Regions from separate parts of the Homo sapiens genome. Here region 2 is linked to region 1. The links are chromatin contacts, found by Hi-C or POLR2A ChIA-PET in ENCODE. All regions are on one chromosome and are shown on one strand. Each heading gives the region's core, a stretch centred on a gene start or an enhancer-like site at or near the end of the contact. The rest is flanking DNA. Distances are from core to core; before and after follow the strand shown. Region 1 overlaps LOC124903162. Region 2 has its middle 59 kb from the start of LINC00598.

Region 1 (6,430 bases), core at 2,767-5,266:
CAAATGTGTAGCCTGGCTGCTTTTCTAGTCTTGCCCACCTGCTGGGATCGTAGGAATATGATTGGTGAAGACATTGTTATTGGCTTTCAAATGAAAAAGCGTTTGGGGGCACTGTAGTAATGGGACAAGGGTGTTTTTAAACATCTTCAGAAATAGCTATGTACATTTCAACGTACTTTAAAATTCCTGTGAGTATTGCAGTTGTTCCAACTGTACTTATTTGGTGCGAGAAGCAAGACCAACACGCATTTAATGTATACTAAATATGCCCTAAGTATAGATTCCAATGCCACACCACTGATTTCTTAACACTGGTAAAGGTCTATACATCAAAGCAAGTGCTTCCTTTACTTTTTTCTGCATCCATCTATATTTTGCTTTTTCATCTGTCATATGAAACTACTATTATTTAGCATTTCTTTATGCTCAGCCTTCAGTCCAATTATTGGACACATTACAGGGTGCTGGGCACTGGACTAAACACAACTACTGGCAGTAACAATTCTAATTATGATGATAATGATCATTGGTCCAGTTCTGTCTCTCAGGTGCTCTGTGGGACTGAGCAGGCATCCATGGACACACGCATGCTTTAATGGGCACACCCATGCTCTCCTTTCCCACAGAGAGGCACAGAGCTGAGCATATTGCTTCAGACCCAGAAGAATCTCCTCCATCCCAATTGGGTACAATTGTGAAGGAAATGTGTTGGAGGAAGTCACCTTCTGTGAGCTGCTTATCCATCAAGTTGCACTCTGTGTGGGTGTGTATCCTTCCTATCTTGGCTGTCTTAGGTCTCCATATCCTAGGCAGTAGCCGGGTCAGTATTCCTTACCATGCACATTTGGGCAATAGAGGTACTGGACAATATAGGTAAATTCACAACCAATTCTTTCCCTGCATTTTCTCCAAATCTGTGGACCAAATCCTACTTACCCATGGCCCTACAAAGTTGTCTTTCCTATCAACACTAACACACCACACCTTGTTTCTCCTAACCTTCCCAGAATTCCTTGAAGGCTTTCTGATATTTGAGGCTTGACAAAATTTATTCATGCATTGATTAAGCAGCTAGGATTTATTAACCACTGTGAAACAGAAATTTTGCCAGGCAATGAAGATATTTAGTTGAGTAAGACAGTGCTTCTGTATTCAAGAAGTCTACCTGTGACCTATTTTAACTGTATGTTTCCCTGAATTTGGGGCATTCGAATGGTATGTACTAAATGTCTTATTGGATGGTTCATCCTGGAGGAGCGGCTAATGGAGGCTGGAGTCAAGCTAGGTGTCTGGGCTCATGTCTACCTTCTTCTGAGTATCAGAGGGCAGACTCTGATGTTCTCAGAGATAGATGTTCTCATAGTCTTCGGCTGGAGGAAATGCCCTTGTTCATGCCATCTGTTGACCTGTAGCTACCATGTAGACCTCTCTGAGGGCCTGTGGCTCATCAGGAGATCCGATGGACACCTGAATCTCAGAAAAACTGACCTATGGCACTGTTGTGATGCACAGGTATAGGCACATCTCAAAACATACCCGTAAATGTCCCAAGTTTGAATATTTTCAAAATTATAAGCTTGTATATAGCTTATATATTTGCATTGTAATCCATTTGTACAGTACCTAATTCAATGCGAGCAATTACTAATTTGGAAATTGTACTGATATAAATAATTCCTCTCTTTATTGCATGTAACACTGTGTCAGTGATATAAAAGCTATGTGTGTATATATATACATATATATAATATACAGATGTATTGAAATAACTTTTCTATTTGTAAACATAATGGAATTACTGTAGAATATCACCCTCAAGGGAAGGAAGAAATACATGTGAGCACTTTCAGGGTAGTTTGCCTGCATCTGAGCAGTTGTAGATACTTTGGTGGTATAACTGGTGATGAAGAAGAAGGAGGGAAGTTGCAGAGGAAAGAAGCTTGGAGATGTTTGGGATAGCTTTTTTAATTTTCACTGGAGTCGATTGTGCTAGGGCTTGGTTTTGAGGATCTGTGGGTAAATGCTGAGAGGGGTGGGTGCAGTTGCCTAGGCACAAATATCTGAATAGAGCAGATATGGATGAGTGGTTCAGGGGAGGAAATATTATCTGCCTTCTTTTCATTCTGCTTCATGCTAGGCAGGGCAATGATGATTGGTTTTCATTCAGCTTGTGCTCCAAGAGTACCTCAGAAAATGGGGAGCCATTTTTCCCCAGTTTTGGTTTTTAGAGGTTTATATCCCCAACTGGCTATGGTTGGCTGGCAGCCTTTAGCTTCAGTGTAGCCACACATGATTTCACGTCGTCTGTACATTCTTCGGCAGGAACCTGCTCCTTTTACTTCCAGTGGACACAGAGCACTTCAGCTATGGGCATCCATAACTACTTCCTCCTGGATCTGAGGCTTTCTTGGCTCTGAGAGCTTCCTGGGTTTGCTGACCTCACCCCTGTGAGGAGGAGGATTGGCCCGGCTGCTGAAAACATACGTGTAATTGAAGGAATTCTATTAAGAAAAAGGAAAAGAAAAAAAACACAAACAACAAACTCAACCAGATACATCTTCCATGGCCATTGTTCAATGCTGGGAATCTGTGGTTCGGTGCCATGGTAGGGAAGGAAGAGTGACTGTGAGAGGCATTTCCTCACTGAAGATTATAAAGAGCGGGTGAGGCTGGAAGTGGCCGAGCGGAAATGGAGAATAGTGTCTCCCTCCAAATAGGGTGATTCAGAGGGAGTTGATTTGAGGGAAATATGTGACAATGGGAGCCTAACAACTAGAAATCTTGAAACAAAATGAAACAACACACCATTATCAGCACCTAACCAGCCAGGAGCTTCCGTAGAATCCAAGGGTTCCACCCCTTACTACGCGGTAATTAGCCAGACCCATGGATCTTCCGCAGTGTTTCAGCATCCTCACTCAGTGATACATTCTAGTCAACATTCCTCAGGCTGGAAAACTTTTCTCATGTCTCACTTGAATCTCACCTGCTGCAGCTGAAGTTCATTTCTCCTTGCTTTGTTCCGGGGGACATGGAAAAGAACCGGTCGCCGTTTTCTCCTTAAGAATCCTGCGGACATGTGATGAGTTAAAAACACATTTTCCCCTGCCCACCCCTACTTAGCTGTTCAGAACTCTCTGAATTGGTAAATTCTGGAGAAACTCTGTTAAATCTTTATGCTCAGGGGAACAAGATCCAGTTACCAAGCAAAATTAAAGTGCAGCAACAACACCCCTGTTCTGGTTTGTCAAGGAAAACCCTTTGCCTGGACTCTCGATTTCCAAACAGAATGCAGCACAGTTTAAAGAGTATTTTGTTTTCCTTTTCTGGAACCCATTGTGTGTCACGTCAGAGACAATGAGCTGCTCATACAGCTGCAGTTGTCCAAGTATTAAACTTCCCATGCAAGTCCAGGTTAGCTTGGAAGATAGTAAAACCGCTGGGTGAAGTGTGTGTGTCCCCGTGTGTGTGTCTGAGTGTGCGTAGATAGGGGTGCCCGGGGCGGAGGGCTGACTATGCCGTTTTCCAGCTTGAAGCATTCATGGCCTCTTTCTTTCAGGCTCAGGAGGCTGTCCCCACAGCAACACTCACACACTGTGGAACTGAATAATCATTGGCAAGATCTAGGGGACAGTAAGCCAGATTGGGCGGGGAGAGCATTCCATTATTATAACACAATGCCATAATAGGATACAAAATTCTTTTCATATTAATTCTTATACAACAGGAATCTTAAATCTCGACTTTTACAGTGGAAGGGGAGGTAAAATGCAGCCAGCTCTTTGTTGTATTTTTGTAACTAAAGTTATCTGATGCACCTTGGGGGGCCGTGTGGGCCTTAGCTGCCTGTACTCTGCTCCCTCAGTGTCTAGAAAGGCTTTCGTTTCTCCCAAGGAGAAGCATGGAGCTCATTCACACCGCCAGGCTCGGCACCTTCTCTCAGAGTCCTTCCCTGTGTGTGGGTGCTGCTCTTGGGAAACCGTCCCTCCCAGAAGGCTGTGCTCATTCTTCTTGCCCCACGACCAGAGTGCCTTTGAGTGTGGAGACAGACTGTAACCAGGTCTCCTCTGAGGACTTGGGCTTGCAGCGCCTGCAAAGCTGATGGGGACCACACTGGTCTCTGAGTGACATCCAGCCCCCACCCACCCACCCCTGAGGTGATGGCGAGATGCTCACTGCCAGGGCTGTGGAGGACGGGAAGCCCTCCTTCCCGGGCCACTCTTCCTGAGCCTGGCAGAACCCAGCATGTCCCTTGTCCATGTTGTTGACAGGCCAACTCACAGACTGGGCATGGACACTGGGACCCAAAAGCCTGAATGCTATTTCTAACTTGGCTGTGTCCCTGGGCTTTGGTTTCCTACCACAGAGCCTGGGTGGAGAAGTCACTGGGCAGGGGCTCAGCTAGGCGGCTGACTTGGGGTGGATACTGGGAGACGTGGGGATTTCGCTTCATAAAAGTGTAGAAAATGAGTTTAGCAGTCTTTGTGACCTCATCCATCTAACTCCAATCTCTGACTTTGGCCATGGTAGGGATTAAAATATATTCAAATAAACCCCTACAAACTCTGTAGCATTTCAATATGTCTTTGATAGGAATTTAAACTCTTATCCTGAATTCATTCTTGTACTTATTCTTGGAGCATACATTTATTTAGAATATTTCAAGAGAGCCCTTCCTAAAAATCTCTATAAACTTTAAGTGCAAATAAGCTGTGTTTGCCAAGCCTCCAGCCCCCAAGGAGATCAATTCCTTCTCAAGTACCCTACAAGTTTGGGGCTGCCCAGGCAATATTTCAAACCTGTTTAATAACACCTTGTGGGGAAATGATGACACATTTTCTTATTTTCCATTAGTTTTCTATTTGTTCTTTGAATGAAAGAGACTCCATATGTAAATGTGATTATTATTCTCTGAACTTCCTCTGTGCAAGTTGGGTACCAGAATCTCCTGGGTTGTTTGAACAGGATTCAGGCTGGAATTTCAACAGCCAATATCAATGAAGGAAAGCAATAAAATCCATGAAAAATTAACATTGCTAAAGAGTACCACAGGCCCCCCAGGGCTACAACTATGAGGGTCACCAGTAAGTGACCACGATTTAATGAAGTGGCGCTCCCTCTGATTAGGAAGAAGTGGGCCTGGCATCTTCTACAGCATAAATACCGTGTTTCTGAGCATGCCAAGCCAATGCTTTCAGCGTCTGAATTTTCTCCCAGCCTGAGCTGGCAGTGGACAGCAGAGGACATTCCACTGAAATCGGGCCATCGGGAGCTGAAGACAAAGGCAGCTGATTCAAGTGCACCAAATTGGAGTTTCTCTAATCAAATATATTAAACCCACCATCATTCTTGATTGTTTTAATGGGAAGAAAGGGCAGCTGTGGCCTTCATTTTCTAAGCATTTTATTTAGTGCCATGGGGGTTGGAAGAAGGGGAGGGGAGGGAAAAGTGGGTGGGAAAGGAAGAGAGGTAGAGATGGCTAAGAAAGCTACAGGAAGCTAATGTCTTTTGTCTTAAAAGTAAAATGATTTTGCATGCTGTTCAGATCCACACAGAGAGTTCCCAGAGCTGTTACTCACTAAGAAAAACTTGAGATAAGCAGTTGATAAAGCACTTTTTCATAGGAGTAGAAAAGCAGCCCCAGACCAGGGCTTGGAATACTCGGGCAAAGAAATCCTGGTGACTAGCATTAAATGGATCTGCTTCACTAGTTACATGGGAGCCTGCTCAGTGGAGCATTCCCCCCACCTAGCCCCACATATATTTATGCTTTCTATAAAAGGATTTAATTTTCAAGACACTTGCAGGAACTTATCTCCACTCCTTTTATAACCTTCCAGGCTAAGAGCAGAATTCACAAAAGGCTTTTCTCACCATTTGAACAATAGGATTTGAAACTCTAGTTAAGAAACTGATGTCCCAACTTTTTTTTTTTTTTTAAATAGTTTAACAGATGGTCCAAGGGTGATGTTTCCTGGCCAGAGTGCAGTACCACATACAGTGTCTCGGTATGCACCTCCAGCTTCAAAGCCGAGCTTGGGCACGTGATGTCACTTCCTCCAGCTGCTGAGTTGATAACAGGATGAACCTGAACAAGATAGGAACCAGACACTCCACTGTGTAATTAATTATTTCACTCCAATGTAAGGCAGGAGACTTAGGTAGACACTGTTTTAGTACTTGGAGCTTAAATGCACTTTGCAAAGGAACAAAGGTCTGGGAGCTGTGGTGTGGGGCTCACAGGCTCACACAAGCTAACGTGAGTCATCTGGAGAAAGGGCTTTGGAAGCTGGTGCCTGTTACAGCCTGAAGCCAGCCTGTTTCTGAGCTGGAACGTGAAAGGCAGCTGGCTGTGTCAAAGGGGCAGAGAATAAAGCCGCAGTGTAAAATGAAGACACAATTCAGCAAAGAGAAGATGCTATTAAAATGG
Region 2 (7,435 bases), core at 1,701-4,200, 350 kb before region 1:
GTCCTTTTTATTTTTAAGTAGTATTGCAATGTGTAGATATACCAGTTGGTTTATCCATTCTTCTGTTGATAGACATCTGGGCTATTTCCAATTTTTGACTATTATGGATAAAGGTGCTATACACACTTTTGTACACATTTTTTTTGTGGGCATTATATTTTCATTTCTCTTGAGTGGGATACTTAGGAATGTGATTGCAGGATCATAGGTATATTCAATTTTTTAAGAAAATGCCAAATGGTTTTCCAAAGTGGCTGTACCAGTTTACACTCCCACCAGCAATGCATGAGAGTTCTGGTTGTTCCATGTCCTCTCCAAAATCTGGTATTTTTCATCTTGTTAATTTTAGCTATTTTAGTGTTTGTAGTGGTATCTTATTATGATTTTAACTTGCATTTCCCTGATGATTATGATGGTGAATGCTTTTTCATGTGCTTATTGACCATTTGTATGTCTTGTGAAGTGTCTATTCAAGTATTTTATCCATGTTTAAATTGCATTGTCTTTTTATTATTTTATTATTTTTTGTTTTTTTATTGAGTTGTAGGAGGTCTGTATATATTCTGCATATAAGCTATAGGAATGTATGTGTATATAAGTATGTAATATCTTTGTACATGATATAGATTAGATATAATATATATTCAGACACAGGTGTTGCACATATTTTCTCCTAATGTTACCTATTTTCTTGAGTGCCTTTTGATGAACAATTTTAAATTTTGATGAAGTTCAATTTATTACTTTTTTTCTTTTGTGATTTGTGCTTTCTGTGTCTTCATCAAGAAATCTTTACTTTCCCCTGTATTCTCTTATGTTTTCTTCTAATGACATTGTGTTTATATATGTGCACAGAAACTAAAAAAAGCAACAACAAGAAAAGCATAACCACAAAACGCAGCATAATACATAAAGAATAAAATTTCTTAATATTATCAAATACCCAGTTAGCACAATGTTCACATTTTCTCACTTACTTTTTAGGTTTTTCTTATGATTTGTTAATACAAATTAGAATCCAGATAACATCCATATTATAATACATTGCTTTTTTTTTTTTTTCTGAGACAGAGTCTTATTCTGTCATCCAGGCTGGAGTGCAGTGGTACAATCTCGGCTCACTGCAACCTCCGCCTTCCAGGTTCAAGCAATTCTCCTGCCTTAGCCTCCCGAGTAGCTGGGATTACAGGTGCACGCCTGGCTAATTTTTTTGTATTTTTAGTAGAGACAGGGTTTCACCATGTTGGCCAGGCTGGTCTTGAACTCCTGACCTCGTGATCTGCCTGCCTCGGCCTCCCAAAGTGCTGGGATTACAGGCGTGAGCCATTATGCCTGGCAATACATTGCTTTTTTTGATATGTATTCTAAGAGTTTTTCTTAGTGTACAGGTCACCCCCATTTTTTTTTTTGGTACTGTTTTTAAGAAACTGTGTCATTTGTAGCGTGTCTCATAGTTTGGACTTTGCTGATTTTATCCTCATGGTGCCATTAGTATATTTCTCTGCCCCTGTGTAACCTGAAAACTAGATCTAGAGGCTTGGTCATATTTAGGTCCAGTCTTTTTTTTCTTTTTTTTTTTCTTTCTTTTTTGGAGATGGAGTCTTGCTCTTGTCACCCAGGCTGGAGTGCAATGGTAAGCTCTCAGCTCACTGCAACCTCCGCCTCCCAGGTTCAAGCGATTCTCCTGCCTCAGCCTCCTGAGTAGCTGGGATTACAGGCACCTGCCACTACACCCAGCTAATTGATGTATTTTTAGTAGAGACAGGGTTTCGCCATGTTGGTCAGGCTGGTCTCGAACTCCTGACTTCAGGTGATCCACCCACCTTGGCCTCCCAAGTGCTGGGATTACAGGCGTGAGCCACTGCGCCTAGCCTAGGTCCAGTCTTTGTCAAGAATACTTTATAGTATTCTGCGACTAGACAGGGTGGGAAGCACATGATGTCCACTTGCCTTTTGTATGATATTAGCAGCCATTGATGACCATTGTTATTGTCATTATTTCATGAAGATTACAAAATGGTGATATTCTAATTCTACCATTTCTTCTTCCTTTTTTTTTGTTTGAGACAGAGTCTTGGTCTGTCTCCCAGGCTGGAGAGCACTGGCGTGATCTCAGCTCACTGCAACCTCTGCCTCCTGGGTTCCAGCTTCAAGTGATTCTCGTGCCTCAGCCTCCCAAGTAGCTGGGACTACAGGCACATGCCAGCACACCCAGCTAATTTTTGTATTTTGAATAGAGATGGGTGTCCGCCATGTTGGCCAGGCTGGTCTTGAACTCCTGACCTCAGGTGATCCGCCTGCCTCAGTCAAAGTGCTGGGATTACAGGCATGAGCCACCATGCCTGGCCCAGTTCTACCATTTCTTCTAAATTCATTAGCTGAAAACTCTTGTGGTTATAATTCCTTGAAATGACTATTTGGATGCCCTATCCTCTATCTTGAATAGCTCCAGGAATGCCCGGAATAATTTCTAGAGTTATTTATCTGCTTTGTATCACTAGTTTTTAAGTTTTCCGCACAGTGTTAGGCTACAGTTGTTGCTTATTAATATTTACAACAACAAGAAAAATAATCATTATGTTCTGAGCACTCTGGGGGCAGGGTCTAACTGAAGCACTCATCAGATCCTCTGAGCTGGAAATTATTATTCATAGACACTATGGCTTTCCACATAAGGTGACAGATTTATCAAACAATCTCTGATCTTCCGTACGGGTTTCTTCCACGCCATTGTCTCCAGTATGGATATGTGGAAGATTTTCCTCTCCTTTAACTTTTTAGGTTTGAAAATATTTCTACCATTAAATGCCTTTCGCTGTGTGAAATAATATGAACCCAGGATAAACATTCAAATAATAGGATGTTGACTATTCCCATTAAAGTTGAAAGAGGAGGCCCATAGCTACAGCATGAGTCATCCCTACTCTGGCCGCTTACTGTGTCAAGTCAGGAATTTAAACAGATCCTTTGCCCCTCACAAAGGCTCCGTTTCCTCCTCAGTAGAATGGGAAAAAATAATACTGGGTCATGACTTTGTGCCAAAGAGGTGTTTCCCACTATAGACCAACTGGAGACAGCTTGGGCAGATGCTGGGGTCTGAAACCTTTTCCAAATAAATATAGGAGAACACCATCAGAGGGAACACGCCCTCCCTGGTGAGATTCCCCATTTTACCTTCTTCGTGGCTTAGTGTCTTCTAAAAGGAAATGATCTAAGTGACTAGATGTGTGAAGGAAATTATTAAACAGAATACTCAAAATTGGCCTTGATATGAGAGAAGAAAGTGTTTAGGGTTTGAAAGACTAATGAGTTTATGCGACATACTAGTCCCTTTCGCAGGAACAGATACTTTTCAGCTGGTTCATAGGCAGGTTTGCATTCTCTCTTGATTGGACGAGGGGGATTATTTCTTGTATATTAGGCTGCTTATGGCTTCTGCTTCCTAGCCCTTGATTCTCTTTCACAATTATCTTCCACAAGCCAGCAGTTTCTATTCCTTTGCACATTTAACTCAGCTATAAGATGATCTGTTTCCCCTCAAAACCCCACCAAAGATTGCTGTTGATTTTCTCGAAGATACAGATACTTTCAGTAAATGTTGACCCGTCTCTGTTGTTTTGAGCTGGAGAGTCAATTTTACACATAGAGTGACTGTGCATCCCAGTTTTCCCAGGACAAACTTACGCTTGTTGCCATACTGTAGTTATTAACAGTACCCTCTTTCACTTTCAAAAGTGTCCTGGTTTGAATGACAAATCACGTGGACACCCTGTTTATACACAATAGTTACCCGTTACTTTTCTTCTATTGCATAAGAGGGAAATGGAAGATCACCCTTAAAATATCACAGTAATAATTGCCTTAGAAAGATCTACTGATGAATGGTAAGTTAGAGGGCAAAAGGGAGAAATAGGATATCTACATAATCAAAGCATCTCCAAATCTACAAAGCATCTCCCCTCAAATATTTTCTAATTATAAAGGGGGAAAAGAATGAGATTACAGTGGAAAAACCTGGAAGATACCACTTTTGCCAAATGATCAAGATTATCATCACCAGTGGTAAGATAAATCGACATCATGTACTTTTTTTTTGAGACAGGGTCTCACTCTGTTGCCCAGGCTGGAGTGCAGTGGTGCCATCTCAGCTCACTGCAACCTCCACCTCCCAGGCTCAAGTGATTCTCGTGCCTCAGCCTCCCTAGTAGCTGGGATTACAGGCACATGCCACCACGCCTGGCTAATTTTTGTATTTTTAGTAGAGACAGGGTTTCACCATGTTGGACAGGCTGGTCTTGAACTCCTGGCCTCAAATGATCCACCCTACTTGGCCTCCCAAAGTGTTGGGATTACAGGCGTGAGCCACCGCGCCTGGCCTGTATATCCATATTGTACCTGCAATAATATAGCACACTGTGTTTCATGTATTACATAACCTGTATATTGCTTAAAGTATGGTTTCTACATTCTGGAAGTTAGGGAAAGGTAAAAAGACCAACGCCTTTTTAGTTGTGCAAACTTGAGTACCAGCTCTGTCCATTATTAGCCATTTGCCTTTGAGGAAATTATTTAAGCTCTTGGGCCTCAGTTTCCTCATATACTTTCTTATATGATGCACTGAAAAGGGCACGTCACCTCTGTGGGAATCTTGCCAGAAATGTATAACCTGTTTAATGGTGAGAAAACACATCAGACAAACCCAAGTTAAGGGATATCCTACAAAATATCTGACTAGGACTCTTACAAATTGTCAAGGTCCTGAAGGACAAGAAAACACAGAGGAACTGTCTCAGCTTGCAGAGCACATGAGGATAAATGCAGCAAAGGATCCTGGATTGGATCTTGAAACAGAAAAAGAAGACATTAGTGGAGAATCTGGTGAAATCCAAGTATAGGTAACAGTATCATACCAGAGTTAATTTCTTGGTTTTGATTATTGTACTATCAGTATGTAAGTCATTAACAGTAGGAGAAGCTGGATGAAGGGTATGTAAAAACTCTCTTTCCTACTTTTTTTTTCCCCAAGACAGAGTCTCACTCTGTTGCCCCAGCTGGAGTTCAGTGTCACTGTCATGGCTCACTGCAGACTCAAACTCCTGCACTCAATGGATTCTCCTGCCCCAGCCTCCCAAGTGTCTGGCATTACAGGTACGCACCACCACACCCAATAATCTTTTTTTTTTTTTTGAGAGGGAGTCTCGCTCTGTTGCCCAGGCTGGAATGCAGTGGCGTGATCTCAACTCGCTGCAATCTCTGCCTCCTGGGTTCAAGCAATTCTCCTGCCTCAGCCTCCCAAGTAGCTGGGACTACAGGAGCCCACCACCACACTTGGATGATTTTTGTATTTTTAGTAGAAATGGGGTTTCACCATGTTGGCCAGGCTTGTCTCGAACTCCTGACCTCAGATGATCTGCCTGCCTCAGCTTCCCAAAGTGCTGGGATTACAGGCATGAATCACCACGTCTGGCCCCAATAATCTTTTATATATATATTATTATTATTATTATTATACTTTAAGTTCTAGGGTACATGTGCACAATGTGTGGGTTTGTTACATATGTATACATGTGCCATATTGGTATGCTGCACCCACCCAATAATCTTTCTATTTTAATTGTTTTGCAGAGATGGGAGTCTCTCTATGTTGGCCAGGCTGGTCTCGAACTCCTGGGCTCAAGAGATCCTCTGGTCTTGGCCTCCCAAAGTGCCAGGATTACAAGCATGAGCCCCCGTGCCAGCTCTTTTAAAAATCAGGAAAGCACAGGAAAAGAGTGAGTGGGTACGCTTGGCTGGAAGTCAAGGGCCTGGCACGGGGTTGTGGAGCCAGGCTCTTCCTGGCGGCGGGGCTGTGGGGAGCTGGATGGCTGGACTGAGGTTACTGAGAGCCCTCCTCAGCCGAGCAGCAGGGGATTTACCCATCAAAGTAATCAGGGACAGAGTCTGAACCTGTCCCCATTGGCTCAAGATAATTAAAAGGGGATGGAAAAAATGTTATCTTTTAAAGGGCTTTGGGAGGTTGAGGCCTTCGCAGGAGAATGGCCAGGAGACTAGTGTGTGCAAAGAGGCAGGCGGATGATCCCCATCCTACAGGGGCATTTATTTTGTGGACACCGGGGTCACCTGGGAAGCAGGTCTGGCCTCAGTTCTCCGGCCTGGGGCACTGTTTGTTCTGTGTCTCGCTTGTGGAATAAAGAGGATTCCTGTTTCAGTGAGGAACCACACCTGCTCAGAGGGAAAATACTCTGCTTGTCAGAATCTTTCACTTTCTGTGAACCAGCTCCTTGGCCTGATAGGGTCACAGGGCCCAGGAGTGGTCAAGGAAGCTTCTGTGAATGTATTGAACGTCAAGAGTGTCCAGGGGGATGTGTGGTGTTTGGCCCGATTCCTGTCATTGCCAGTGGAAATGCCATCTCTGGAGTTTGCCCCAGGTGTTTGTGAAGCAGGTTGGGATTCGGAGCTGAACGCTCCTCTAAAGATATGTGCTGGCTTCTTATGTCATGGCTAGACAGCCCCTGCTGGGCCTGTTTGCTGTCCCTTTCTCTTTGCCCCTGAGTTGTGTCAGGAGATTTGAGGAACTTCTGACTCATCCTAGCAAGTGGCTATGGCCTTTTTGCAAAAAGCTGTGTCCCAAGGGAAGAGGCAAATGTGACCCAGGTAGGTGCCAGCAGTCACATGGCTTGCAGGGATGACAAGCTCAAACAGGACTTGATGGCTGGGTGTGATGGAAACCATAACACATGATTCTTGGGAGCAGGTCCGTGCTGGCTGGCAGGATATTTGGCTCTGTTTGTGTTTGAACAGTCTGACAACAGCCATAAAGCCTAGCAGCTGTGAGGTATTTCAGGTACCGGAGGACTTCTGGACTTCGGTTAACCTTGGGGTCTTGGGAGTAGAACTTTAGCTTTGAATAATTTAAGGGCTTGGCCTGTAACCTCACGCCTGTAACCCCAGCGCTTTGGGAGGCCAAGGTGGGCGGATCACTTGAGGTCAGGAATTAGAGACCAGCCTGGGAAACATAGCGAAACCCCCTCTCTACAAAAAAAAAAAAAAAAAAAAAAAAAAAAAAAAAAAAGAAAGAAAGAAAGAAAAAAAAAAAGAGCCAGGTGTGGGGGCACGTGCCTGTAGTCTTAGCTACTTGGGAGCTGAGGAAGGAGGATTGTGTGAGCCCAGGAGGTCCAGGATACAGTGAGCCATGATTGTGCCACTGCACTCCGGCCTGGGTGGCAAAGCAAGACCCTGTCTCACAAAAATAAAAAATAAAAAAAAAAAAAAAATAAAAAAAGGAAGCAGTGAGACAGCTCTTACTTAGAAAAGGAACCCTTAAGCCCTCTGCATATTCAGTTCTGGAGACTCTGCTAAGAGCAGCCCTTCCATTCATTAATTTCCTGAAGAAATGGATTTAGATATATTGCTGTATTTTTTTCTTCCAGAAGTT

Evidence for each region. Hi-C counts contacts between places; a loop is a spot of excess contacts on that map. ChIA-PET counts read pairs that join two places held with the same protein, here RNA polymerase II (POLR2A). Pooled maps may share reads with other maps.
Region 2: a map of endothelial cell of umbilical vein shows a loop between it and region 1 (9-fold over the local background). The contact joins two enhancer-like sites. A Hi-C loop is called at or near these places in 1 of 168 maps with a recorded cell type or tissue (endothelial cell of umbilical vein) and 2 of 50 pooled maps. POLR2A ChIA-PET finds 5 or more read pairs at or near these places in 1 of 52 experiments (activated CD4-positive, alpha-beta T cell).

What each region holds. Positions count from the first base shown.
Region 1 is chr13:40,190,588-40,197,017 of GRCh38, reverse strand. The region is part of intron 1 of LOC124903162; the gene reads left to right. It overlaps LINC00548 (long intergenic non-protein coding RNA 548), which reads left to right. Exons shown (of 6, transcript NR_033877.1): 6 at 627-2,509. Among named protein-coding and RNA genes, the nearest start is that of LINC00332, 12 kb to the right of the region's middle. Within about 2 kb of position 4,016, at least 11 of the 41 ENCODE cell types and tissues checked have a DNase peak (open chromatin) inside an H3K27ac peak, as active enhancers do; they include endothelial cell of umbilical vein, where a contact is called at or near this core.
Region 2 is chr13:40,536,071-40,543,505 of GRCh38, reverse strand. No RefSeq gene overlaps it. Among named protein-coding and RNA genes, the nearest start is that of LINC00598, 59 kb to the right of the region's middle. RefSeq lists enhancers at 1,677-2,224, 2,225-2,774, 2,775-3,324 and a silencer at 5,640-5,934. Within about 2 kb of position 2,950, at least 7 of the 41 ENCODE cell types and tissues checked have a DNase peak (open chromatin) inside an H3K27ac peak, as active enhancers do; they include endothelial cell of umbilical vein, where a contact is called at or near this core.